Linked DNA regions of Homo sapiens: regions 2 and 3 are each linked to region 1. A link is a contact called in ENCODE Hi-C or POLR2A ChIA-PET data. All regions are on one chromosome and are shown on one strand. The core of a region is the stretch at or near the end of the contact, and the rest is flanking DNA. Distances in the headings are between cores, read along the strand shown. Region 1 overlaps CHST11 (carbohydrate sulfotransferase 11). Region 2 overlaps CHST11 (carbohydrate sulfotransferase 11). Region 3 overlaps CHST11 (carbohydrate sulfotransferase 11).

Region 1 (3,548 bases), core at 345-2,844:
TTACTTTAGCACCCTGAAGACTTGACCAATGAGGCGCCACCATGTAACAGAGATTTCAGTGGGGGCCTCCAAGATCTTGTCATTCTCAGTTTTCCTGGAGCCATTCCCCCCCCCGCCCCCCGCCCCAGAGAGTTCCCCAGAATTCCTCTAAATCCCTTGGACACTGTTTGGTCCTCAGAGACCCCTAGAACAATTGGATCTGCTGTGCCCTATGCAAACCTCCTAGACTCAGCGCTTATAAATTCACGGACAGCCCTGTGCTGTGAGTCTCTCCCCTTGCAACATAGTAATCACAGAGCAAGTGTAAATGCTAAAGAAAGAACCAAGCAGGGCAGGGCTGAACCACATGATGATGTTGTGAAGATTTCAGGGAACCCACGAGAGGACCAGGAGGTGGGCGGGGCAGAAGGACAAGCTGTCTCGCCCTAGCTGGCATTTAGGGGAAATTAGGCCCTATTAATGGCTGACAATGCAGCTCTGCCCTGTGCCTCTGAACTGAGCCAGAGCGGCCCGCAGATGTGCTCGGCCCACAAATATGCAGTTGACACCTCCTGAACTTTCGGTGACTTGATTCCAGCTGATCTGATCGGCAATTACATTTTATTTTGGGGCCAAGGAAACAGCAGAGAACCAGGAAAATTATAAGACATCAGAGTACAGTTTTTCTAAGAATATCAACTCCAAACTTTTTTTTTTATTTTTTATTTTTTTGAGACGGAGTCTGGCTCTTTCGCCCAGGCTGGACTGCAGTGGCGCAATCTCCGCCCACTGCAAGCTCCGCCTCCCGGGCTCACGCCATTCTCCTGCCTCAGCCTCCGGAGAAGCTGGGACTGTAGGCGCCCGCCACCACGCCCATAGAATTTTTTGTATTTTTAGTGGAGGCGGGGTTTCGCCGTGTTAGCCAGGATGGTCTCGATCTCCTGACCCCGTTGTTGTTTTATTGGTTAGGGGTTTGCAAGGCACTAAAATAAGAAATCTTGGACACTAAAATAAAAAACTCTGTACACTCAAATCAGATTATAGCCAATTTCCCCATATTATAGCCAGTTTTCCCAGATTATAGCCAAAATTTCCCAATTTTCCCAACCCTTTGTCCAGTGAAAATCTGGGTTTGATTTTTTTTTTTTTTTTTTTTTTGGAGAGGGGATGGGGTAACTCCCACCAAGAGAACTTTGCTAGTAACAGCAAGTACAGACAGCATAGAGGTAAAGAAATTTGGATTTGTAGTTTGTTTTTGGGTTGAATTTCACTCTGTTTATTACTAGTTTTGTGGCCTTGGATAAGTTATATGAAGTTATTGGCCTCAGTTCCCCCATCCATAAAATGGGGATATAAAACCTAGCTTGGGGCTTATTATTACAAGGATTAGATAAGATGTTTATAAGCATCTAGATAGTATCTGGCCTATGGTACTGGTAACAGAGTAACTAAGATGACATCTTCTTGTCATAATGTTGGTTTCTTATCACCTAAAATAAACAGTTCCTGTTTTCACCATTATATATCAAGCCCAAATAAGCAGTCAGTACAAAAAACGGAAACACCAGCTCGGGGAGCAGTTTGGTTTCTAGCAACTAGAGGGTTTGTCATCTGCCTCAGTGATAACATCATTCCGGGCTCAGCAGCTTCAACAGCTTGGCTGGTAGGGAAATACAAGAAACTGCAACTGAGCCCAATCAGGTGCAAAGTTTGTAAATGGCTCATGGACACAAAACCAACTAAACTCAGTAGAAGCTCTCACTCCCTTCTCTCCTCAACTCCCTGGCCCACAGCAGCCCAAATGATCACCAAGACAGTTTCTCTGAAAAGTGCCACTTACTGAACTTGCGTGGGATGGAACATAATTGCAGCTTGTAAAGGAAACCAGCCTAAGAAAAAACATCCCGAGGAAACGAGGTGATTTTCCTGCAGCTACATTTCCCTGGTTGCTGGCTAATGGGGCCAGACAACTTGCCCAAGACGTCCTTGAGGGAGGATGGTGACTCATCCACCTACGCCCTCCCCAATGCCTCCCAGAGCTGCTCTCCAGCCCTAGTTTCCCTCCCAAGTCCCAGGCTACTGCTCAATAGGCCTGTCATCCAGACAATGCTCAGAACACTACCGGAAGGAAGAGAGGGCCCCTACCCAGGACAGGCATCTCTTCTATGACTGGTTTACAATGGGACCAAGCAGAGTCTGCCTCGCCAGTCAAATCATTCCCCTCAACTCTGGGCCCAGAGTTACCAGCCACAAAAGGCTAAGCACACACCCTCTCCACCCTTTTGTGCCCAGCGCCTAGTGCTAAGCTGCTAAGCTACTAAGCTATATGTTCCTAGGTACATGTAACAGCACATGAAGAAATGAATGAAAAAAAGGAGTGAATGAACCCATGAAGGAGCAAACTCCACAGGAAGCTCCAAGCAAGACACATCACCACATGCAACACTGCAAGGCAGGTATTGCTCATGCCACATTATAAATCAAGGAAAGAAATCTCAGAGAGGTTAAGTAAACACCCCATAGTCACATAGCTAAGAAATGATGAAACTAGGCTTTGAACCCAGGTCTGACTCCTAAGTCAAGGCTTCTGATATGGAAGCCACCCTCCTGACCACAAAAATGACAAATCATACTGACAGAGCCCCTGACACATCAGAATTATTTCATCCTCCCAACATTCCAGGGAGAGTTTTAGGTAGGAAAACTGACCCCTAAAGATAACTCATCATATATTCAGGGTTGCACAACTAGTTAGAGATGAAGCCGGGATTTGAACCTGGACTTTCATGTTTTGAATCACAAGTATTTGAGAGCCCTGTGTTAGGTACTGAGGAGCCAACAGTGAACAGGACAGACGCAGTCCATGGACCTTCCATCCACAGGGGCGGTGACTTCAGATATAGCTTTTCCCATGACACCATATGTTACCCATAAAATTTGCAGCAGTGTTTCAGTAGTTTTGTTTTGAAGGAGAAAATCATCTGAGAACAGAGGATATCAACAAAAAGAAGGGAATGGTTTGCATCTGAGGAGCCTGTGTTGTTTTTGACACGGGTTACCAGAAATCCTATCCTTTGTTGAAGCACAGTTCTGCCTCTTCCTTAGGACAGGGTGTGTGTGGACAGGCTGGGAGACCTGCCTATAATATGGAGATTTTTTGGGCACCAAAGGGAACCCAACTATCAAATTCCCCACTGAGTCACCACCGAACCCAGTACAGGAAGCCTCAGGCAATACTGACTTGGCAATTAATGGGCTAATCTGGCCAAGTCACACCTCAAGACAGGGCATGAGTTAACCTAATTAGGCCACCCATGATGCATAAATTCAGGAGTCCATTTTTCCAGAAGGGAGTGCAGGTGAGAGATTGGGAAGGGGGGTAGGGGGCATCAGATAGTTCTCAAGTGCATCCCTTTACAAGAGTTCTAAAAATTCGACACCTTTGAGGCCCGTGCATTATCTTCCTCCACCAGGTACCTTGGTCCAAAGAAGTATTAAATTTAGTCAGAGACTGTAGCCAAAGCAGTACATTTTTCCCTCTTTCTCTACGGCTATCGAAGGTCCACTGA
Region 2 (3,548 bases), core at 529-3,028, 120 kb before region 1:
TGAGTTTGGGCATCACACTTAGTTTGTGCTTCCCAGTAGCCAAGGTATAAAGAGAAATATGATGGATTATGAAAACTTTTACCTCTGATGAAGTTAAAAACACACCAAATTGGCCAGGCACAGTGGCTCGCATCTGTAATTCCAGCACTTTGGGAGGCTAAGGCGGGCAGATGGCTTAGCCCAGGAATTCAAGACCAGCCCAGGCAACAATGGTAAAATCTCATACACACACACACACACACACACACACACACACACTTAGCTGAGTGTGGTAGTATGCGCCAGTAGTCCCAGCTACTCCAGGGACTGAGGGGAGCGGATGGTTTGAGCCTGGGAGGTCCAGGCTGCAGTGAGCTATGACTGCATCACTGCACGCCAGCTTGGGTGACAGAGCAAGACCCTGTCTCAAAAAAACCCCCCAAAACCAAACAGGCAAACAACAACAAACCCACAGAGAATTTAGAGGTGGGACGTGGATCTGAGTTTAAACTCCATCACTTGCAGACAGTGCAACCTCAGGCAATACCTTAACTTCTTATTTCCTTGTTTATTAGTCTCAGTAATATCTCAGAATATTGGGGGAATCGCCTGAGCCATGTATGTGGCAGTGCTTTGAAAATTATACAATATCTTCCAGAAATCTGACTTATCATGGAGTATTTATAGTGGTTCTTTCAGTGAAACGATCTATTTTTTTTTCTATGCTGGTTGTGTTCTCTTTGAGGTGGCTCTGAAAACGTTTGTTCACGTAACTCCTTATACCAGGGACGCTGTACAATAGGAAGGACAGTAGTCACACCCCATTTTGAGCACTCATTCTCTATCAGGCGCAGGGGTACACTTGCCTGAGTTTGAATGAGTTGAGCACACTGTCTAACCCATGGCACCTTCACAGACATTCCGGGATAGAAATACCATTAGCATTCCTATTTTGCAGAAGAGGAAGCTGAGGCACAGAGATACATGAACCGATCTGACTCTCTTTCCCATAAAGGTGGCACAGACGGTCAGAGACAGTGAGCCAGTGGGGCCCTGGACCCATGTGGGATTAAAGGCTCTATGCTGAAGGCACCATTCTGAGGTAGCTCTGGTGTGTGTGTGGCTGTGTGTGTCTGTATCTGTGTGGGAGAGAAAGAGAGACACAGAGATAAGCCCCACCAGAGACTTAAGGGCTCAGAGAGCACCAGGGACCCACAGCCCTACTCCTTAAATCTGTGATGCCTGATGAGATGGGGATGGGGATGGGGCCAGGCCCAAACCCAGCTTCTGGCTTTAGGGTTTGCTCTTGCATTAAATTCCCCTTGGTTTCAGCACCACAGGGTGGGTTTCAGTCTTTTGTAAGCAAACATTTCTCAGGGAAGTCATGAGTCTTCCTTTAGAAAAACCAAGGAAGCCAGCTTAGCCGAGGACCAGCCCCGGCCCTGGAGCAAACGCTGCGGGGCACATGAGATGGTTTCTCCGCCCTTCCTACATCCACGACCTCTCAACCTTGCTCCTCTGAGCCCCAGAATTCCAGGCTCACTAGGAGAGGTGAACGGCGTCTATAAGACGTGCTGTCATTTTAAAAGTCCCAAAGCAGCAGCGACTGGTCCACGGTAGACGACATTTCCTGTTTTTGTGAACTTGTTTTGTTTTTTTTTCAAATTAGATTTCTACTCACTGATCCTCTCCATTTTTTTTTTCCCCTTTTTAAAATCAAACAGCAGATCAAAAGAAAAGCAACAGAAAGCTCGTGGTGTTCCTCTGCCTCAAAGGCCAAACGTCTGTGGGTTTTTTGTCTTGGCTGCCGACCGCAGCACGTCACACTGTTTGAAATTTGCAGCTGCGATCATTTATCTTCAGGGGACAGGGGTGGTAGGTGGCCGTGGTCCTGGGGAGACCCCGGGAGACCCTCCCAGCGCATGACATGAGTGTAGCTGCCGTCCAGCCCTAGGTCCTGTCTTCCTGGATGAGGAAATACCGTGCGGGGTCTGGAAGGGGAGGCTGCACGCAGCCCTCAGGGAGAGACACAGCACCAAACGCCTTGGACGCCATGAGTCCCAGCCCTGCCTCTCACGATCGTGAGGCTGTGGGGAGCAACTCGGCCTTCCTCAATTCCAGTTTCTTCATCTGTAAAAAGGGAAAATCCTGGTACCCACTGCATAAGATTGAGGATAAAATTAGACTCTGCAGGTAAAATGCTTGGCACACAGTAGACTCTCAAGACATGGCAGCTGATGCCAGAGTCGGGGAGCTGTCCTGCCTGCAGGGCAGTGTTTCAGGAGGAAGCGTGCTTCTTGGGGCTCCGGATGCCGCCAGCAATGTTTACGAAACTAGACAAGTCCACTTATTCAATTTACAAAAAGCAACATGTTTACAAGCCCCTCCATAGCTTTGGATCTAAAGGCGGAAAAGTGCCTGGACACCAGCGTTAGTCTGGAGAGAGGGAATTCTTCTCAGGAGCCACGGAGCAGGGACCCATTCCTAAACCATTCCCGCTTTTCCTCCAGGAAATGGGTGCAAGACAAGGAAAGCCATGGCCTGGATTGTTACGTAGAAGCAGCTGGGACACAGTGTTCCCTGGGGCATCTGGGGACAGTGGTGCCTGTAACTGTCCCCTGGCCATGGGGTGCAGCCCCCGCCACCCCTCCCTGAGTGCCCAGGGCCAGTCCATCCTCCATGCCACAGCCAGGGCCGGCTGGCCATGCCCCAACTCCTCATTCTGAAGAACACTGAAAATAAAGAGGGGTCCCAGCTAAGAGGGGGTGTTTATAACTTGAAAAATGCTGATAACGCCAGCCAGTCATTTGCCCTGAAGTAGGTAATAGCTAGAGCAGCATTTCTTAGAATTAAAAAAAGACTATGAATAGATAGTTATGCTGTGTCTGCAGTCAGGGCCCTCCAATTAATGGCAGGAAGCCTATGTTTCTGTCGGACTGCAGCCTGAGCCCTGTGTGCGTGCACCTGTGCACGAGAGAGACAGAGTGAAGTGGGCAAGGGGAGCGTGGGTGGATGGTGTGTTGACTTCCAGAACTTCGGATCTCAGGTGGTCACCTAGAAATCCAATTGATGGGAAAGAACATGATTTCCTACTTGTAAGCCAACATGGCATTTCTTTATGCAAGCCCCTTATCTAGAAAGAGATGCTGGTGTCACTACAAAGGGACATGGGGACTCCAGAACTCAACCCTGGCCCACTGAGCATGTATTCAAGCTGGGGAGGCAAGAGCTGTCAGCCTAGAAGACAGTACGTTGCGGAGTGTCTGCTTCCGGGCGTCACCATTCTGGAACCATAGCCACCAAGGCAGAGTCCTGGGGGCCGCGCCTGCAGCCCAGCCCTCACCCAGCAAGAGAGGGAAGGATGAGGAGGCTGGGTTTACTGTGCCCCATTCTGTACCCTCAACCTAAGTGGCCGTTGATCCTCCAAAGGAGAAATGCATTGGGGTTCCATGCACCCTGGAAAGTCGGAGAACCTTCCCCGACAGAAGCTCCTTTCCTGCAATTTACTGTTCAAGCCTTCAGTAACTTCTGCCTTGCTCCTCAAGAACCTCCCTTGTCTTGTTTAATTT
Region 3 (3,548 bases), core at 302-2,801, 91 kb before region 1:
CAAAGACTAATCTCTTCCAGAAACACCCTCACAGACACACCCAGAAATAATGTTTTACCAGTTATCTGGGCATCCCTTAATCCAGTCACATTGTCACAAAAAATTAACTATCACAATATGTCAACACGAAGCAGTGAGGAGGACCCAGGGAAATCGGGGTCCCCATCCACTGCTGGCGGGTGTCCTGAGACACACACTATAGGGACACACTTATACTTGTGCATCTGAAGGCAGACATGCACCAGGATGCTTTGATCAATGTTATTCATAATGATAAAAAAATGGAAGCAATTTATCTGTCTACCTATAGGTAGATACATAAATAGAATGCAATATAATCATATGATGGAACATGATACAGTAATTGGAACAGACTGAGGGATCCACAGGGCTGGACATCAAAACACATAGTTGTACAGAACAGGCAAATTGAAGAGTAATATATTCAGTATGATAGCACCTACATAAATTATGAAAACATAAACCTGTGTTGCATATTGTATCTGGGTCCAGATATAGGAGTCACAGTATAAAACAAACACTGGAATTTATATTGTAAATTCATAAGAGGTTGAGAGGCAGGGATGAAGGGGAGAAGAGGAGATTCAAAAGAGATTTCTACCTTGGTGATGGTTTGTTTATTTTATTTTATTCTTTTTTTGAGACCGAGTCTCACTCTGTTGCTCAGGCTGGAGTGCAGTACCGTGATCTCGGCTCACTTCAACCTCTGCCTTCCCGGTTCAAGCAATTCTCCTGCCTCAGCCTCCCATGTAGCTGGGAGTACAGGTGTACAGGTGTGCACCACCACGCCCAGCTATGTTTTTTTTTTTTTTTTTTTTTTTTTGTATTTTTAGCAGAGTCGGGGTTTCACCATGTTGGCCAGGCTGGTCTTGAATTCCTGACCTCAAGTAATCCGCCCGCCTCAGCCTCCCAAAGTGCTGCGATTACAGGCGTGAGCCACCGTGCCTGACCCTGATGGTTTATTTCTATTATATAGGCAGATCTATAAAAGATCTGAAGCAAATATGCCACAATGTTACATTTGTGAATTCAGGATGGTGAGTAAAAAGTGTTTATTATATCATCTGCTGCACTTTATCTTCAAAAATTTCCCAAGTAGACAAAAGGAAAAAAGAAAAAAGGTAGGGTGGGTGGGAGCCAAACAGAAGGCTTGGAAACCATTTCTGTGCTCTTTGCACAGCAAAGGGAGCATGCAGATGGCGAGTTAACATACCTAGGAGGCTCCCCTGGGGTTTAATGTTGCATTGTGTACCCTCAGAACGACTGCTCAGCAAAGGCAAAATAAACACATTTCCTGTGCTTCCCTTTCTCAGCTCCGCAGCCCTGCCAAAGTGGGGGTGGGAGGGTCACATCATTTATTTACACAAGGTCCTCTTTATATGGACACCTCCAATAACGTTATTCATCGGGTTGGCTCCTCCAGGGCTGCCCCACTGTTCCCAGCAGGCCAGGAGTGTGACTTCACGGTGAAGCGTCACGTCCAAGTTACTCTGTACGTGGCAATGCCAGCTACCCACAAGAAAGGAGGGCTGTGAAGGGGGAGCTGGGGCCGCTTCTGGGTAATGGATTTCCCCCGCCCCCATTTCTGGCAAAGAGCTCTGTGGTCACAGAATTAAAAAAATCTATCAATTGTAAGCTAAGGCACATGCTGGGTGGAAGTGAGAGTGAGGGAACCTATTCTTATCACTAGCTCTGAGGTAAGATAGAAATGTCTGGAAGCTCCCCGCTTGCAGCTGGGAACTGTGCCTTAGTCATCTTTATGTTTCCATGGCTTTGCACAAAGTAGGTGCTCAGGAAATGCTTGTTCAATAAGCAAACCACAAGGACACATACACACACACACACACACACACACACACTCATTGTGTTGTGAATTGTGTTTTCATGAGTTTTCTTTCTCTTCACAGACAGTGTCATCTAATGGTTAAGGATGTTGATTCTGGAACCAAACTGCCTAATTCTAGGAACAGACACAAAACCTCTACCTCAGTGCCTTCAAACTATCAGGCCTTGGAGGGGGCTGAGCTGAGGCCCTCCCCACAATAGCTGGCACATAAGGAGCATTCGAGGAATGTTGGCAATTTCCAAATTTAGTCTCAGGGCAAGCCAGTTGGGAAGGCAACACCATGTCCATCTTACAGATGGGACAGCTGAGGCTCAAAGAAATCCTGTTGCTTGTGAAAGGCCACACGTGTTCCTGCCAAATGATGATGCCAGGATCTGAAGGCAGGGTGTCAAGCTTCGGAGAACCCCCCAGCATCCCCTGTGGCTCCATTTCTCAACAGCTGACTCAAGGACCAACAGATCTTTCTTGGCTGCTGTGTTTTCTACCCAGCAAAGGGTCCGGTGGGAACCCCCTCAGCCAAATGGGAGCCACTGACTTCTGTGGGGCCCAGAATCTGACTCAGGCCCAGGGAAATCTGATTCCCACGTCAAAGCTCAGGACTCGGAGCTGCACTGGTTCCGAACACAGAGCAGGCATAAAGTTCTGATGCCAGAAGAAGGCAGGAAACTCCAACGAGCTTTAATCACTCTCCCATCACGAACAGCTCTAGTGACAGCTTGGCCTTTCTATCCCAGGAGTTCAAAGAGTTTCCATCGTTCATTCTCACAAAGGCCCATGTCCCCTCTGCCTCGTTCCTGCTTCACTTTATTGAAGTAACTGTGACCCCAGATAGAATCCTGGCAGGTGACCCAGGTGAAGTCACCCGCTTCGTTAAACTCATTCCCTCCACTAATGCAGCGTCAAAACAGGGGGCTGTGCTCTTGACCACACCCAGGTTTTTTAAGAAAATGACCACAAAAACAAAACAAAACCAAAAAACACATTCAAAAAACATTTTTTTCAAAAGTGGCATCTTGGCCACCTTTGAACTCCGGGGCCTGGTGCAGCGCCCAGTGCAGGATAAGTGTTTGATGAATGCTGAGTAAGAGGAATGAGAAGGCAGCTAACAGCAGCCCTGAGAAGCAGTGCTATTACCCACATTCCACAGGATCAGGAAACAGATTCAGAGAGGTTAAGTGGCTTGGCTGGGGCTGGACTGCGGCTGGAGAGTGGAGGTAGGTTTGAATATGGGTTTTTGCTGGCTCTTGGGGGCTTTTAATGTAGGTACGTCCATGATACAAGCTACCCCCTGCCCCATGGTCTATACAATACCTGGCAAAGCTTTCTGATGAATAGATATGCCATAAAGCTGGGTAAGACCACAAACTTTGAGATAAATGTGCGGGCCAAATCCAGTTAGCTGCCTGTTTTAATATGGTCCTGGAGCTAAGAATAATTTTCATATTTTTACATGGTTTTGTTTTAAGTAACTATACAAGTTCCTATGTAATATCCTTGATATTGCCTCTTGGCCCACAGAATCTAAAATATTTACTATCTGACTTTTTAAGAAAAAGTGACAGATCCTTGATGTAAACTGTATCTCATTTTATATAAGCGGTCCCAGAGAGTAGGGGTGTGCCCGAGCCCAGAGGCCTAATCTCTAGATTGAGGCCTTGGTATCCATTCCATCTCAGCTCTC

Evidence for each region. Hi-C counts contacts between places; a loop is a spot of excess contacts on that map. ChIA-PET counts read pairs that join two places held with the same protein, here RNA polymerase II (POLR2A). Pooled maps may share reads with other maps.
Region 2: a map of CD4-positive, alpha-beta memory T cell shows a loop between it and region 1 (5-fold over the local background). The contact joins two enhancer-like sites. A Hi-C loop is called at or near these places in 1 of 168 maps with a recorded cell type or tissue (CD4-positive, alpha-beta memory T cell), 1 of 37 single-sample maps with no recorded cell type and 8 of 50 pooled maps. POLR2A ChIA-PET finds 5 or more read pairs at or near these places in 1 of 52 experiments (common myeloid progenitor, CD34-positive).
Region 3: a pooled map shows a loop between it and region 1 (8-fold over the local background). The contact joins two enhancer-like sites. A Hi-C loop is called at or near these places in 3 of 37 single-sample maps with no recorded cell type and 9 of 50 pooled maps. POLR2A ChIA-PET finds 5 or more read pairs at or near these places in 5 of 52 experiments (Panc1, activated CD4-positive, alpha-beta T cell, activated CD4-positive, alpha-beta memory T cell and 1 more).

The regions. Positions count from the first base shown.
Region 1 is chr12:104,602,742-104,606,289 of GRCh38, reverse strand. All of the region lies in intron 2 of CHST11 (carbohydrate sulfotransferase 11), which reads right to left. Among named protein-coding and RNA genes, the nearest start is that of MIR3922, 13 kb to the right of the region's middle. RefSeq lists enhancers at 1-523, 524-1,111, 1,533-2,159, 2,160-2,787. Within about 2 kb of position 1,594, at least 34 of the 41 ENCODE cell types and tissues checked have a DNase peak (open chromatin) inside an H3K27ac peak, as active enhancers do.
Region 2 is chr12:104,718,866-104,722,413 of GRCh38, reverse strand. The region is part of intron 2 of CHST11 (carbohydrate sulfotransferase 11); the gene reads right to left. Among named protein-coding and RNA genes, the nearest start is that of MIR3922, 130 kb to the right of the region's middle. RefSeq lists enhancers at 1,257-1,306, 1,280-1,908, 1,967-2,056. Within about 2 kb of position 1,778, at least 21 of the 41 ENCODE cell types and tissues checked have a DNase peak (open chromatin) inside an H3K27ac peak, as active enhancers do.
Region 3 is chr12:104,693,779-104,697,326 of GRCh38, reverse strand. The region is part of intron 2 of CHST11 (carbohydrate sulfotransferase 11); the gene reads right to left. Among named protein-coding and RNA genes, the nearest start is that of MIR3922, 100 kb to the right of the region's middle. RefSeq lists an enhancer at 1,466-1,605. Within about 2 kb of position 1,551, at least 8 of the 41 ENCODE cell types and tissues checked have a DNase peak (open chromatin) inside an H3K27ac peak, as active enhancers do.